Linked DNA regions of Homo sapiens: regions 1 and 3 are each linked to region 2. Evidence: chromatin contacts called from ENCODE Hi-C or POLR2A ChIA-PET data. All regions are on one chromosome and are shown on one strand. Each heading gives the region's core, a stretch centred on a gene start or an enhancer-like site at or near the end of the contact. The rest is flanking DNA. Distances are from core to core; before and after follow the strand shown. Region 1 overlaps AUTS2 (activator of transcription and developmental regulator AUTS2). Region 2 overlaps AUTS2 (activator of transcription and developmental regulator AUTS2). Region 3 overlaps AUTS2 (activator of transcription and developmental regulator AUTS2).

Region 1 (4,492 bases), core at 757-3,256, 130 kb after region 2:
GGACGGTGACTGTTTTAGGAGACGGTATGTAACCCAGTTCTGGCCAGTGAAACCTGAGGGGAAGTTTGCTATGGGGTCTCTAGAAAAGAATTTCCTCCTGATAAAAAGAGGTACGTGAGGAAGAACACCTTTCCTTCCTGTCTGTGAGTGTGGCTTCCTGAGGAAATAGTGTCTGATAACTATGGCGGCCATCTTGAAATCATGAGGAGAAAGCTAAGAGAATGGCAGAGAAGCCAATCCGTGCCCCAAAATACTTAACCAGTCCCATTTAGAAACACTACTCACACCCGCCCCCCTGCCATGGTTGAAGCCATTTTGTTCTGTTACTTGTGGCTGGAATGTCTTGGCTGTCCACATTCTAAGAACCCAAGCACCACATGATTGAGGCCCATTGTTAAGCTACAAGGAAATGTGGCACACAGATCATCTCTGCTGACCTACAAAATCACCACTGGGGCCGGGTGCGGTGGCTCACGCCTATAATCCCAGCACTTTGGACACCGAGGCGGGTGAATCACGAGGTCCAGAATTCAAGACCAGCCTGGCCAACATGGTGAAGGCCCATCTCTACTAAAAATACAAAAAATTAGCTGGGCATGGTGGTGGGCACCTGTAATCCTGGCTGCTTGGGAGGCTGAGGCAAGAAAATCGTTTGAACCCAGGAGGCAGAGGCTGCAGCAAGCCAAGATCGCACTACTGCACTCCAGCCCGGGTGACAGTGCGAGACTCCGTCTCAAAAAATAAATAAATAAATAAATAAATAAATAAATAAATAAATAAAATAAATCACCACTGGGACACTCTGAGATTAAATCCTGACCCCCATGTCCCACCACTTATGTTTCTATTAACCATTGTTTATTCATCTTACTTTTTTATTTTTTTTGAGACAGGGTCTCACTCTGCCAGGCCAGAGTGCAGGGGCATGATCTTGGCTCATTGCCACCTCCACCTCCTGCGGTCCAGTAATCCTTCCACCTCAAACACCCAAGTAGCTGAGACCACAGACATGCTCCATGGGGTTTCGTGATGTTGCCCAGGCTGGTCTCAAACTTCTAATCTAAAGGTCTCAAACTTCTAATCTAAAGGTCTCAAACTTCTGAGCTAAAGCAATCCACCTGCCTCAGCCTCCAAAGTGCTGGGATTACAGGCATGAGCCACCATATCCAGCCTATTCTTCTTATTTTGACATGTCAGCTTCTTTCCGTAAGCTGAGGTTGACATATATAATCAGAGACTTAGGTCAATAGGAAAAGGCATTCCCTAATTTCAAAACAGATCTAAACTCTCTAATTTCCTCAAAAGAGATCTCCTAATCTTTCATCTACTGGGATTATTTTAATAAACTCATTTTAGCACCCTGTTACTATGAACTCTTAACAAAGGTTCCTTCCAGGGCTGGGCGCGGTGGCTCATATCTGTAATCTCAGCATTTTAGGAGGCCAAGGCAGGCAGATCATTTGAGGTAAGGAGTTCGAGACCAGCTTGGCCAACATGGTGAAGCCCTGTCTCTACCAAAAATTTAAAAAAAAATTAGCTGAGCGTGGTAGTGCATGCCTGCAATCCCAGCTACTTGGGAGGCTGAGACAGGAGAATTGCTTGAAAGGGGGAGGCGGAGGTCGCAGTGAGCCAAGATTACGCCACTGCACTCCAGCCTGGGTGACAAAGTGAGACTGTCTCAAAAAACAAAACGAAACAAAACAAAAAACCAAAAACCAAAACAAATTCTGTTTTGTTTTTATATCGTGTTTCTACATCTAAACATGCTACTAGGTTGTGCTTCATGATATGAATGTATAAATTCAAGATCATGAAACTCTCATTGGTGCAGACATATACAACACAGAACTGCAAACTCACCACAGATGCTCCCACGCCTGTCCCTGAAAGCACCATGGCAAGCCTCAGCCCATTCCTCTCCCTCGTGCTGCAGATGAGAAAGCTGAAGTCCAGAGGCGTGAAAGGTGTTGGTGAAGGTGACTCAGTGAGCTGACGGCATCACAGAATGCAGGAAACTGTGGTAGTCTGGTGGTGGAGGGGGGCGGAGTACTATGACACTAGCTGTAACCACAGCAGCTCACATTCATCCTGGGCCTAGGACAGCACAGGAACAATTCTAGACTCTTCATGTGTTTTAGTTCATGGAACCCTCACCAGAACCCTGAAGAGGTAAGTACTATCATTATTCCCATGTTATAAATGAGAAACCGAGGCAAAGAAAGGTTCGGTACCTGCCCAAGGCTAAGCAATGCTGAGTGTACATGCCGTCATCACTCAGCTATTTCCAGTCTCCTACCACTACATCAGGCCATGGGGTGACATTTCCTGAATGGATACTCTTGGTAGGTCAGTGGCTTAAACTGAGATGAAACTAATCAGTACAATGGACTTCTTAGATCTACAATCCTGTCTTTAGCCAGAGCACACTGGATGGTCTGAGTTCCAAAGAAAGGCCACTGTTTCATTCCAAAATGTGCGCATGCAGTCCTTGTACCACGTATGCCACCTGCCTCCCTGGCATGCTAGCTTCAGGGAATAGGGAGGCTGAGAGAGGGTGGTGGGCAGAAGAGGGGTTGAGAGACAGGTATGATACCCAGTTGGCAGTCTCCTCTGGTTACCAAAGTGCAAGTCCCAGAAAACACATCACACAGGAGACGAGCCAGGGTGTGACCCAGGATGCCTTGTCTCAGTTTGTGGGGAGATTAAGGGAGAAGGCATTATAAAGGCCAGCATCATTTTCAAGAAACCATCACTTTATTTCTTGCTTAAAAGCAGAGCTGGCCAAGTTAAGATAGCTGTTTTTTCTGGATTATATTGTGTTTCAAAGCAAACCACTCCTCACAGGGACTCAGGCTACAAAGCACAGAGAGCTGGAATGGCCTTTACCGGTCATCTTGTCCAGGCACATTCAGGGCTTGCAGAGCGAAGTGGGCTGAGGCCTAGAGAAGTTCAGTGCTCATCCCAGCTCCCACGGCCCCCAGAGCCGTCCAGCGTTTCTCACTGTGTCTAGTGTTTTTCGCTGTGTGGATAAGAATGAGAGGAAAAACTCTCCATCCTGGAGTAGAGGGGAAACGTGGAATGGGCACAGATTTGAGTTTGGGCTCCTTTATATCAGCTCAGGGGGACCAGAACGCATTCTCCAACATGGAACACAAGTCAACAGTGAGCGGATCCAATCAGCTGCTGAACAAAACAAACTTCTCTCCTGGGTCTTGTCTGACTTCTGCTGGGAGAATGTCCAAGACTGAGCAATGCTGGGCTAAAGACCTTGCAGCTCAGCCCAGACACAGAGGTGGCAGGATCAGCCCTGAGTTTGAAACTGCTCAGCCAGCCTGGAATGATGAGCAGCAAGGCCAGAGCAGAACAGCATCCAAAATGGGCAAAGGTAGGGAACTGGCAAGGCCCTCCTCTGATCAGATTGTTCAACAGCCTCTGAGCTGGCTGGCCCGGTCCTGGCCCCAGCTTCTGGGCCAGCCCTGCTGCCCTGAGCCAGGGCCCTCGCACTAGAGCGGGCCTTGAGCAGCCGCCTTGCATGGCCTAGATCTCCTGGCACTGCATCGGAGTCAATCTTGCCTACAGCTGTCAGCGGCACAGTCTGTTCGATGCCGCACAAATGGCAATGATTCAGTCATTCCGGGGATGCTTCCAGGGCAGTGTTCTTGGGCATAAAGAAAAAGAGAATCCCCTTGGGGGGCCAGAGGCGGTGGGCTCCCCTCCAGCGGGCTGGCTCATCCCCATCTAAACACCATCAAAAGCCTGCCAGGGTGTTTTTGTTGCAACCTGGCAGTTGAATGGCCTCTGACATTTGACTTGGGACCGTCCAGGTGACCTATTAAGTGAGATGCACGCTTGACGGCTGACCTTAGTGGATGTGACGGCAAGCTCACTGCTGCTCTAAATAATAAAAATTCTTCCTGACATGACGGAGGCAGAGAGGGAAATGGCCCCTCTGGTGAAACCCCATGGACTCTGCCTTAACCTCACTGCAGAGGGCTGCTGATGCAAAGGCTGATATTTGCCTGCAATCTTTCCCTGGGAAGTAATTAGTTTCCATTTAGAGGGATGACAAATTGATCAGGCAGGAGTCGCACTGAGCTCTGAATTGAAGCTCAACTGTGATGGCTGTGGCTCTGGCAAGTCAGGTTTGTAGGTCTGTCGATGCATTTTACAGTTTCAAAATTCAATCACCCAACAGCAGGAGAGGAAAGACACTGCTCTGAAAAGAGAACCAAAGCCTGCATTTCCTTCTGCAAGTTCATTATCGCCTCGCTAAAGCATGACGGTGGTGTGAAATGGGTTAGACGCACGGATGCCTCTGTTAACGGCCAAAGAAAAAAAAGTCGCACATCATTAGGAATGGAATAAACGATACTGAGGCACACAGCAGAAATGATTTGATTAGTAATTTCCAGTTTTGAAAAGACCTGGAAAAGTACCAAATGACTATACAGAAGGTGTGATGGAGTTCTTAATTGCTGTAACTGCTCTGGGA
Region 2 (4,095 bases), core at 305-2,804:
CTTTTAAAAACATGTCTCTTCTGTGATGAAGAGCTCTATCTATCTCCTGGCTCATTGGTCTCCTGTATTTCTTTCATGAGAACTCCCAAATGCTGTTAGGACTAAAAGCTTGTTCATGAAGAAATGGATTAAGTGAAGCTTATTGGAGTTACTTGATTGCTTGTTTGCTCCCATTTTTGCAGGCATCGTAACATAGCCTATAAATACCCAGACTGTAAAATACAGACTTGTCAGTTACTTTGTTCCCTAAGCCAAGCGCTGATGCTGTATCCAGGGACTTGCAGAAGTTCTTGATCTCTCCCCTACTGAGTCATAAAGGCTCTAGCAGAACATGGAATATGTTCATCCCTATGATGAAAATATAGACAAAAAGGAAAAATCGTCTTTGGACAGCGAGGTAACTAGCCAGAACGTGGCTCCTGCAAGTACTGACTGTATTCCAATCCCTGGCACTGACCATCAGGAGGACCAATGACAGTTCAGCGGCATCATCTTCATATAGGGCACACATGACTCTACCATTTTCCCACAGCCATAAAATGAAAAGAATGCACCAGTCACTATTTTTACAAAAACCCAAACCCAACATTCATTTGTAGCTCTTCCCAGATGCAGAGTATTTTCTGTATTCTAATTCTTGGTCACTATAATTTTATTTCCAAAAGCTTTATTTTAGCATTTAATCCATATTCAAGACCTTTGGATCAATAAAATGACAAAATTATAAAGGGAACAAAACCCTGGGGCATTATCAGTTTGCTTTTGTTTTGTAATTTCACTAGTGGTTTCCCTAATTAACAGTAAGATTTCTGAGCTGGCTGCTGTGACTTGCACTGTAATCCCAGCTACTTGGGAGGCTCAGGTGGGAGAACTGCTTGGGGCCAGGAGTCTGAGACCAGCCTGGGCAACACAGTGAGACCCCTATCTATCTCTACAAAAACAACAATCAAGAAATTAGCCAAGTATGGTGGTATATGCCTAAAGTCCCAGCTGCTTGGGAGACTGAGGTGGGAGGATCACATGAGCCCAGGAATTCAAGGCTGTGGTGAGCTATGATTGTCCCCTTGTACTCCAGCCTGGGCAACAGAGTGAGACCCTGACTCTAGGAAAAAATAAGTAAGACTTCTGAGTAGCTTTTCCAAGAGAGGCTTGATCCTTCCTAACTATGGGTCTGTAAAATGTGTTTTAAATGCCTCCTTCATCAGGTTCTCCCGAGCACGTCACACACTCACATGTGCATCCCATTCTTCCCTACACCACGAAGGTCGGACTGACCTTGACTTTCTGTTGGTGGTGGTAAATCTGCCAGGCGATGTGAACATGCATAGCACACCACTTCCCTGGTTTCTGGAACAAGAAAGAGCAACGTGGTTAGGAGGAAGACATTTCAGAGAAAACCACCTTCAATTTCCCCAAAGCTTTCAGCAGATTTTGGCTGCAGAGGCTTTTTTCGTGAAACAAGAGTGCTTTGTACTCTCCAAGTGCCTTCCATCAGTAGCTCTCCAGCGCCCAGTCATAAGGGAGTCACAGCCAGCTCCCCCTCTCTCCCCACGTGGGTTTGCTACTCAGAAAACCACATTGACAAGGGCCTCCCCGGTTACCAAGGACAAGACGGCAAAAGCCTGAATCCCACTCTGTGCCTCTTCTCTTTCTTTTCTGCTGCCAGCTGGCAGACCTGGTAGAGTGGGAAGCCCTACTTAACAAATGTTGCCATGCTATAATGCAAATCAGCTGTTCAGAAGAGCTCATTAGTGAATGTCTGTGAGTCAAATCAAAATAAGAGAGGGTACAGAACCTGTCCTAACCTCCCCCAAGACCGTGGTGGTTTTTATTTTAACCCCCAAAGTGGTACAAAGAAATTCACATTTTGATTGAAGCCCAGTTACCGTAAATGCTAAGAGTCAACTACCCATTCGTGTTGGTGGGCGCTGTTCCTAAGTTTAAAGAAAGAAACAAAGAGAAGAATATTCCTTCCTTCCTGTTCTCTATCTAGGCCTCTGCAGATCTCAAGTCCATCCTCCACCCTCTGGGGTTGAATTTGAATCCACATCTCCCCAATTATTTCATGTCTTGCTTTATAAGGAGTGGAGTGCTGTGAGTGTATTCTCTTCTACCAGTCAGCGGGCAGGGACCACCTTTTCACTTCATTTCTGCTAAGTAATCTACCCATAAGCTCGGCGTGCGCGCTCAGTGACTACTGGACAGATGAGAAGAAAACACAGCCTCATTCTACATCGGCGAAGAACAGAAGCTTCTGGTTTCTACAGTATGGAGTTAGTTCCGAAAATATATACTTAAATGCAAGTCTGGGTCAGTTCTCTTCTCTTGCAATGAAATTATGGGTAGTTTGAAATCACAAATAATATACTGCCTCACCTAAGTGATGACACAATTCTCCTTTTTCCCCTGGAGAAATCAAATTATCTGATTATGTGCCCTAGAAATGAGTTATGCATAGCAAGAAATCTGCTGTCCATCCATCTTCTGTCCAACAATTCATCATGTCTGTCTTACCCCCAACCACCAGGATTCATTTAGAGGTCATCACACTGGCCAGTCTCCAGACCTCGAGAACAATTTGCTTTAAGCAAGATGTTAACAAACCAGATGCTTATAGTACCTCCTTCCTGCACCTTAAAAGGAGGTCAAACGGCTATGGCAAGTCAATGTCACTTACTACAGAAAGAGGGAGCCACCAGCCAAAATAAATGGACCCAGCTACATATTTTCTAAGTGCAAGAGAGACTAACTTCAGCCTATAGCTTCAGTCTTTCCCCTTAAGTTCCAACTAGTCAAACCTTTTACCAGAACTGCTAACAAGAGATCGGACTCGTTGACTTTTCTCTGTTGTAGAGATAAAAAAAAAAAGCCAATGGCCTCCAACGGTCAAAGCAAAACAGTTTAGGCCATTTTCAATCACACTATCTGAAAAACCCAATCACCGTCATTCCAATGTCTTATTCCAACATTTCTATGGCTTATTTCCTTGTAATAGACTTGTATTTTTAACCCACAGGGAGTCAAATAGAGGTTGCAAAACAGTTCTATAAGAAGCTTTCTTACCCTTAACATAGGTCTGAAAGGATCTGTCAACTGTGAAGAGAAAATGACAACTTGGTTACATGCCTGTCACTCAAACAATTGCTCTAATTAACAAATTTGTAGTGCTTCATTAGGAGGGGAAATTAAAATGTTAGAATTTTACTTTTAAATGAAGCCCTTTTAGAGAATAATTAACCCATTTTCACACTATCAAAAGTGCCAAGTGTCCCCTCCCCCACTTCACAAGCCTTGGTACATCTACGCTGACAAGCCCCTGTACAAGTTTAATCAATAGCAATGTGCCCTCTGGCAACATGATTTGCTCACATCACACACCAGGAGTTTCACTGTTTTGAGCTCCAAACCACACCGGGTAGGTCTGAGGGAGAATGGCCTTCAGACCCCTGGCTTTTAAAGCTGTCTACTAACTGGTATCTGGGGAGAGGTGTCCTTTCCATCCATCCAGGAGAATTAGGCTCTCTTTACCAATACCCTTACATTGATGACTTTACATTATTTATAGCTATTAGACATTTTCCAGAAGTTCACTATACATCATGACATACTTACATAGTTGAGTCATTTTAAACTTCTATCTAACTCTGGTTATCAATTTCTGACTGCCCTTATGTAGGTAAAAAGACAATATTGTTAAAGATTTTTTCATATTTCGTATAAAGATGACTACAAATAACAATGAGGCAAGATTGTATCTATCGTATAACTTCAGATTCCTTTTTTGGAAGCAGGCAGTGGTAATAAATTATGAATAAACAACATAACCAAAGCATAATGGATATTTTATTTAGCTCTAGAGTACAAAAGGATCCCTAGCACATTAAAAATAGAGGGCCAAAGAGCCGTGCAGTACAATAACTTCCTGACCCCAGGCAAGCGGGGGGATGTGTGTAGCCTGACTTCCAGGAAGAAAAGCGCCTTAGTGCTTTTCCATTCAAAACATTCTGTAGCTACTTCATTTGTGTAAGACAATTTAAGGAGATACAGACAGAGAAGATTGGTTAAGTAAAAACTATACAAGCTGACACTGTCCAA
Region 3 (4,044 bases), core at 1,005-3,504, 180 kb after region 2:
AGCACTTTGTAAGTTAGATGGCATGACATAAGTCTAAGGTAGCTGTCTTGTTATCATACGTGCAGAGGCCCTAGCTATGTGAGAGGATGATGGCAAAGGTTTTGCTGTTTTGAAATTCTTTTGCCCCAATATGTCATTTTCAAGGTGTGTTGCAACCATAAAGAGAAGCTGCCTGGGAGCCCTGAGGATGTGCCTGGTAGTCTCAGGTATCTTGAGAGAGGCACCTGCCCTGGGGGGTTGGGATGGACATGGCACTGCCACCATGAGGATCTGCTAATAGGGAATCAGAGACTATTTAAGGACACCTACAAACTTTTTTCTCACCTGTAATGTAGAATAAATCACACTCTTCAAGCACTTGTTTAGAGTATTATAATCAGTCTTTACAAACACTCTGAGAAATGGTGGAGGCAGGTCATTTTTGCCCAAATGAAGAAAAAGGTGAACTGCTTCACCTTGCTGAGGCTGGTGAAGGTCATGATCTTGAAAGAAATCTTGGGCTCCTGAGATCCCCTCTTACAGGTGTGTGTAACCCATAAAAGAATACTAGAAGGTCTGCCCACAACTTCCTGTCCCCGCTTCTCTACTTGTTCCTCTTCCTCTCAACATTCCCAGTCTTCTCCAGCAGTCTGCAGCCGCCACATCCCTGACACACACCACTCTATCCTAGCAAGTCACACCGTGTCTTTCTGAAGCACGAATTGTAATAGAATGTGAATCTCTTCATGCTAACCCTCGACAGTGGGCTCTCCTGTCCTCCTTTCCCCTTTTTAGACAGTTTCACATCTGATTAGAACTTTCCAGTGGGTAATGGCCACAGGTTGTAGGCTTTGTTTCATAAATCCTAAAACACCTGCACAGGACTGGACACAAAGCTGACATACTGAGGGATTCCTTAAGGAACAAAAAGAGCTGCCCTAAGAAGGATCTGAATAGACATTTCTCCATAGCAGATGTACAAATAGCCAATGAAAACATGAAAACTATGTTCAACATCATTAGTCATTAGGGAAATGCAAACTAAAACTACACTGAGATACCACTTCACATTCACTAGAATGGCTATAATAAAAAGGACAGATATTAACAAGTGTTGGAGATAATACGGAGAAACTGGAACTCTCATAAACTGCTTGTAAGAATGTCAAATGGTACAGTCACTTTGGAAAACAGTCTGGGAGTTCCTCAAAAAGTGAAACATAGAGTTAACATATGACTGAGCAACTCCTAGGTATTGACCCAAGAGAATTGAAGAAATATGTCCATACAGAAACTTGTACACCAATGTTCACAGCAGCATTATTCACAATAACCAAACAGTAGAAAGAACCCATGACCATCAATGGATGAATAAAGAAACAAAATGTGGTACTGTCTAAATAATGGAATATGATTTGTCCCATGAAGGAAATGGAGTACTGATACATGTTACAGCTTGGCTGACTCTCAAAACGTTAAGAAACAAGACAAAAGCCACATACTGCATTACTCAAGTTAAATAAAGTATCAAGAACAGGCAAATTCACAGTGACAGAAAGCAGATGAGTGGCTGCCAGACTTTGGGAGGGGGTGCAGAGAGTGATTGCTAATGGGTGTGGGATCTCTTTTGGGGATAATGAAAATGTTCTGGAAGTAAAGGCGAGGGTTGCAAATATACTAAACAGGTTATAAATATACTAAAAATTACTGAATTGGGCCGGGCGCGGTGGCCCGTGCCTGTAATCCCAGCACTTTGGGAGGCTGAGGTGGGCAGATCACTTCAGGTCAGGAGTTTGAGACCAGTCTGGCCAACATGGCAAAACCCCGTCTCTACTAAAAATACAAAAATTAGCCAGGAGTGGTGGCGGGCGCCTGTAGTCCCAGCTACTCGGGAGGCTGAGGCGAGAGAATCCCTTGACCCAGGAGATAAGAGGTTGCAGTAAGCCAAGATGGCACCACCGCACTCCAGCCTGGGCAACAGAGCAAGACTTCGTCTCAAAAACAAAACAAAACAAAACAAAACAAAAAACCTAAAAACCCCACAAAATTACTGAATTGTACACTTTAAAGTGGTGAATTTTATTATTAAGATGGACTGTGAATCATTTCAATAACAATTAGAAAACAAAACAAACAGAAAAAAGGCTGCCTTGGAGCAGTGGTTCTGAAACTTGGGCATGCAGCACTCACTTGGAGAACGTGTGAAAACACAGGTTGCTGAGCCCCACCCTAGTTTCTGATTCAGTAGCTGTGGGTGGGGCTCAGGAATGTGCATCTCTAATGAGTCCCCGGGGTGCTGAAGGTCCTGTTGGTATGCAGCCACATTTTGAGAACCAGTGACCCAGAATAGAGCTTCTCCCAACTTCAGTGCATGTGGTGGACACTGTGATGAGCTACCCAGATCCCTGTCTAATGACAGACTTGCTGCTGACTGCTGGGAGTGCTGTCTGCAGTGAGTTGAAAGGCCTGGCCATCCCTGCCCACCACAGACAACTTAGAAGGCTGACCTAGCTGTGTAGCTTCCCGTGTTGTGAGTGATGACTGTCACTGGGCCTGTATTGCTGCTTGACTTCTTGCTCTACCTACCTATTCCTGTTCCTTCCTCCTCCTTCCCATAGGTATTGATCCAAAGGGCACTCCTTAATAAATACGCCACTGGCTAAACTCCATCTCAGAGTTGGATCATGGGACAACCCCACCTGTCATAATGCATATGAGAAATCTGGGGAACCTGTCGCAGATTCTGATTCTATAAATCCAGGGATGGACCTGAGGTTCAGCATTTCTAACAGGCTCCTTGGTGATACCAATGCTGCTGACCCATGGTCCACACTTTGAGTAGTGAGGGCCTAGATGACCTCAAAGTACTCCTCCAGCTCCATAATGAGGAGACTCTATGAGCCATCAGGTCGAGTGTAAAGACAGAAAGATACCACATTTACTAGGTCATTAAAAGGTACTGAGATTACCCTGTCCTTGAGATCCAGGCCATGGAACTGGGTTACAGGTGAGTGTGTTCAACACAGGCCTTTCAGGTGCTCCCTAGCTAATCCCCTTGGACAGGGGCCAAGATCAACCTGAGTTTCTTTTTTATATGCTCTATTGTTACAGTACGGCTTCAGGGAGTTACTTGGGCAGAAGTGAGTAATCTGCATTGTGCAACCAGCAGACAAGTGCTGACTGATACCCACTACACAGCCTATGCAGGGAACCAAAGACGGTGGGAAGAAAGATGAAAGGAAAAGAAAAGTAGAGGCAGGGTGGTGGCCACCATCTTTTCCAGCATGTTTGCCCTCAGACAAACCTTGCATTTTAAGAGTAGTTAGGCCTGTTCATGTCTTGTTTCCAAGTGGGATCATTTGATAAAGAGTTTGGAAATCTGTTTTTGACCCACATCTGTTCCTAATTTACTGGGAGTCCCATACCTTGTAACTCAGTTTTTCTATCTGTTCAGGCTGACTTCAGATAAATACATAGGTTACAGACTCATATTCTCAGCAGGTTACAAAAAGAAAAAAAAGGGAATTTGGAAACAAATCTTAAAGATGTTATCATAGAAGGAAACTTTCACACCATCCTACCAAACACCCACTTGTCAGAAAGAGAATCTGGGGGTAGGCTGAGCCTTAGGGTAGCCTTGGGCAACATTTCTGAGAGGACAGCAATCCTTGAGCCCCTACTCCCTCTTTTTTTAAACCTCATCTAGCTATTACAACAGCTCACAGTCAGGTGTGTGATGGACGGCAAATGCATAGGGAAAAAGGAGCGATATGAAGTTGTGATCTTTAATCAACTCTTAGGAAAAGTTAGGAAACTTGGCAATTGTGTCATTTTTGAACGTTACAAGGCTCAAATTTCCATCCGTGTTGTATCTTCAAGCTTCTGCCTGTTGTACAATTTCATGGGAAATAAAAGGAGTGAATGTCTGCTGTGCCTTGGGCAGAATACAAACAGAAAAGGAGTGGGCGCTCAATACAGTAAACCTGCACTGAGAAACCGTGGTTCTGGAAGGACACAACTTTCTACACTTTTGCTAGATTTTCATGGTAGCAATGACAAAACAGG

What was found. Hi-C counts contacts between places; a loop is a spot of excess contacts on that map. ChIA-PET counts read pairs that join two places held with the same protein, here RNA polymerase II (POLR2A). Pooled maps may share reads with other maps.
Region 1: a loop to region 2 is called in a pooled map, with 6 times the contacts of the local background. The contact joins two enhancer-like sites. A Hi-C loop is called at or near these places in 1 of 168 maps with a recorded cell type or tissue (CD4-positive, alpha-beta memory T cell) and 9 of 50 pooled maps. POLR2A ChIA-PET finds 5 or more read pairs at or near these places in 1 of 52 experiments (activated CD4-positive, alpha-beta T cell).
Region 3: a loop to region 2 is called in a map with no recorded cell type, with 2.6 times the contacts of the local background. The contact joins two enhancer-like sites. A Hi-C loop is called at or near these places in 2 of 37 single-sample maps with no recorded cell type and 2 of 50 pooled maps. POLR2A ChIA-PET finds 5 or more read pairs at or near these places in 1 of 52 experiments (activated T-cell).

The regions. Positions count from the first base shown.
Region 1 is chr7:70,645,790-70,650,281 of GRCh38, reverse strand. The region is part of intron 5 of AUTS2 (activator of transcription and developmental regulator AUTS2); the gene reads right to left. Among named protein-coding and RNA genes, the nearest start is that of GALNT17, 480 kb to the left of the region's middle. RefSeq lists enhancers at 1,777-1,826, 3,050-3,549. Within about 2 kb of position 2,006, at least 3 of the 41 ENCODE cell types and tissues checked have a DNase peak (open chromatin) inside an H3K27ac peak, as active enhancers do.
Region 2 is chr7:70,774,355-70,778,449 of GRCh38, reverse strand. AUTS2 (activator of transcription and developmental regulator AUTS2) reads right to left here. Exons shown (of 19, transcript NM_015570.4): 13 at 3,064-3,093; 14 at 1,276-1,347. Among named protein-coding and RNA genes, the nearest start is that of GALNT17, 360 kb to the left of the region's middle. Within about 2 kb of position 1,554, at least 5 of the 41 ENCODE cell types and tissues checked have a DNase peak (open chromatin) inside an H3K27ac peak, as active enhancers do.
Region 3 is chr7:70,598,226-70,602,269 of GRCh38, reverse strand. The region is part of intron 5 of AUTS2 (activator of transcription and developmental regulator AUTS2); the gene reads right to left. Among named protein-coding and RNA genes, the nearest start is that of GALNT17, 530 kb to the left of the region's middle. Within about 2 kb of position 2,254, at least 4 of the 41 ENCODE cell types and tissues checked have a DNase peak (open chromatin) inside an H3K27ac peak, as active enhancers do.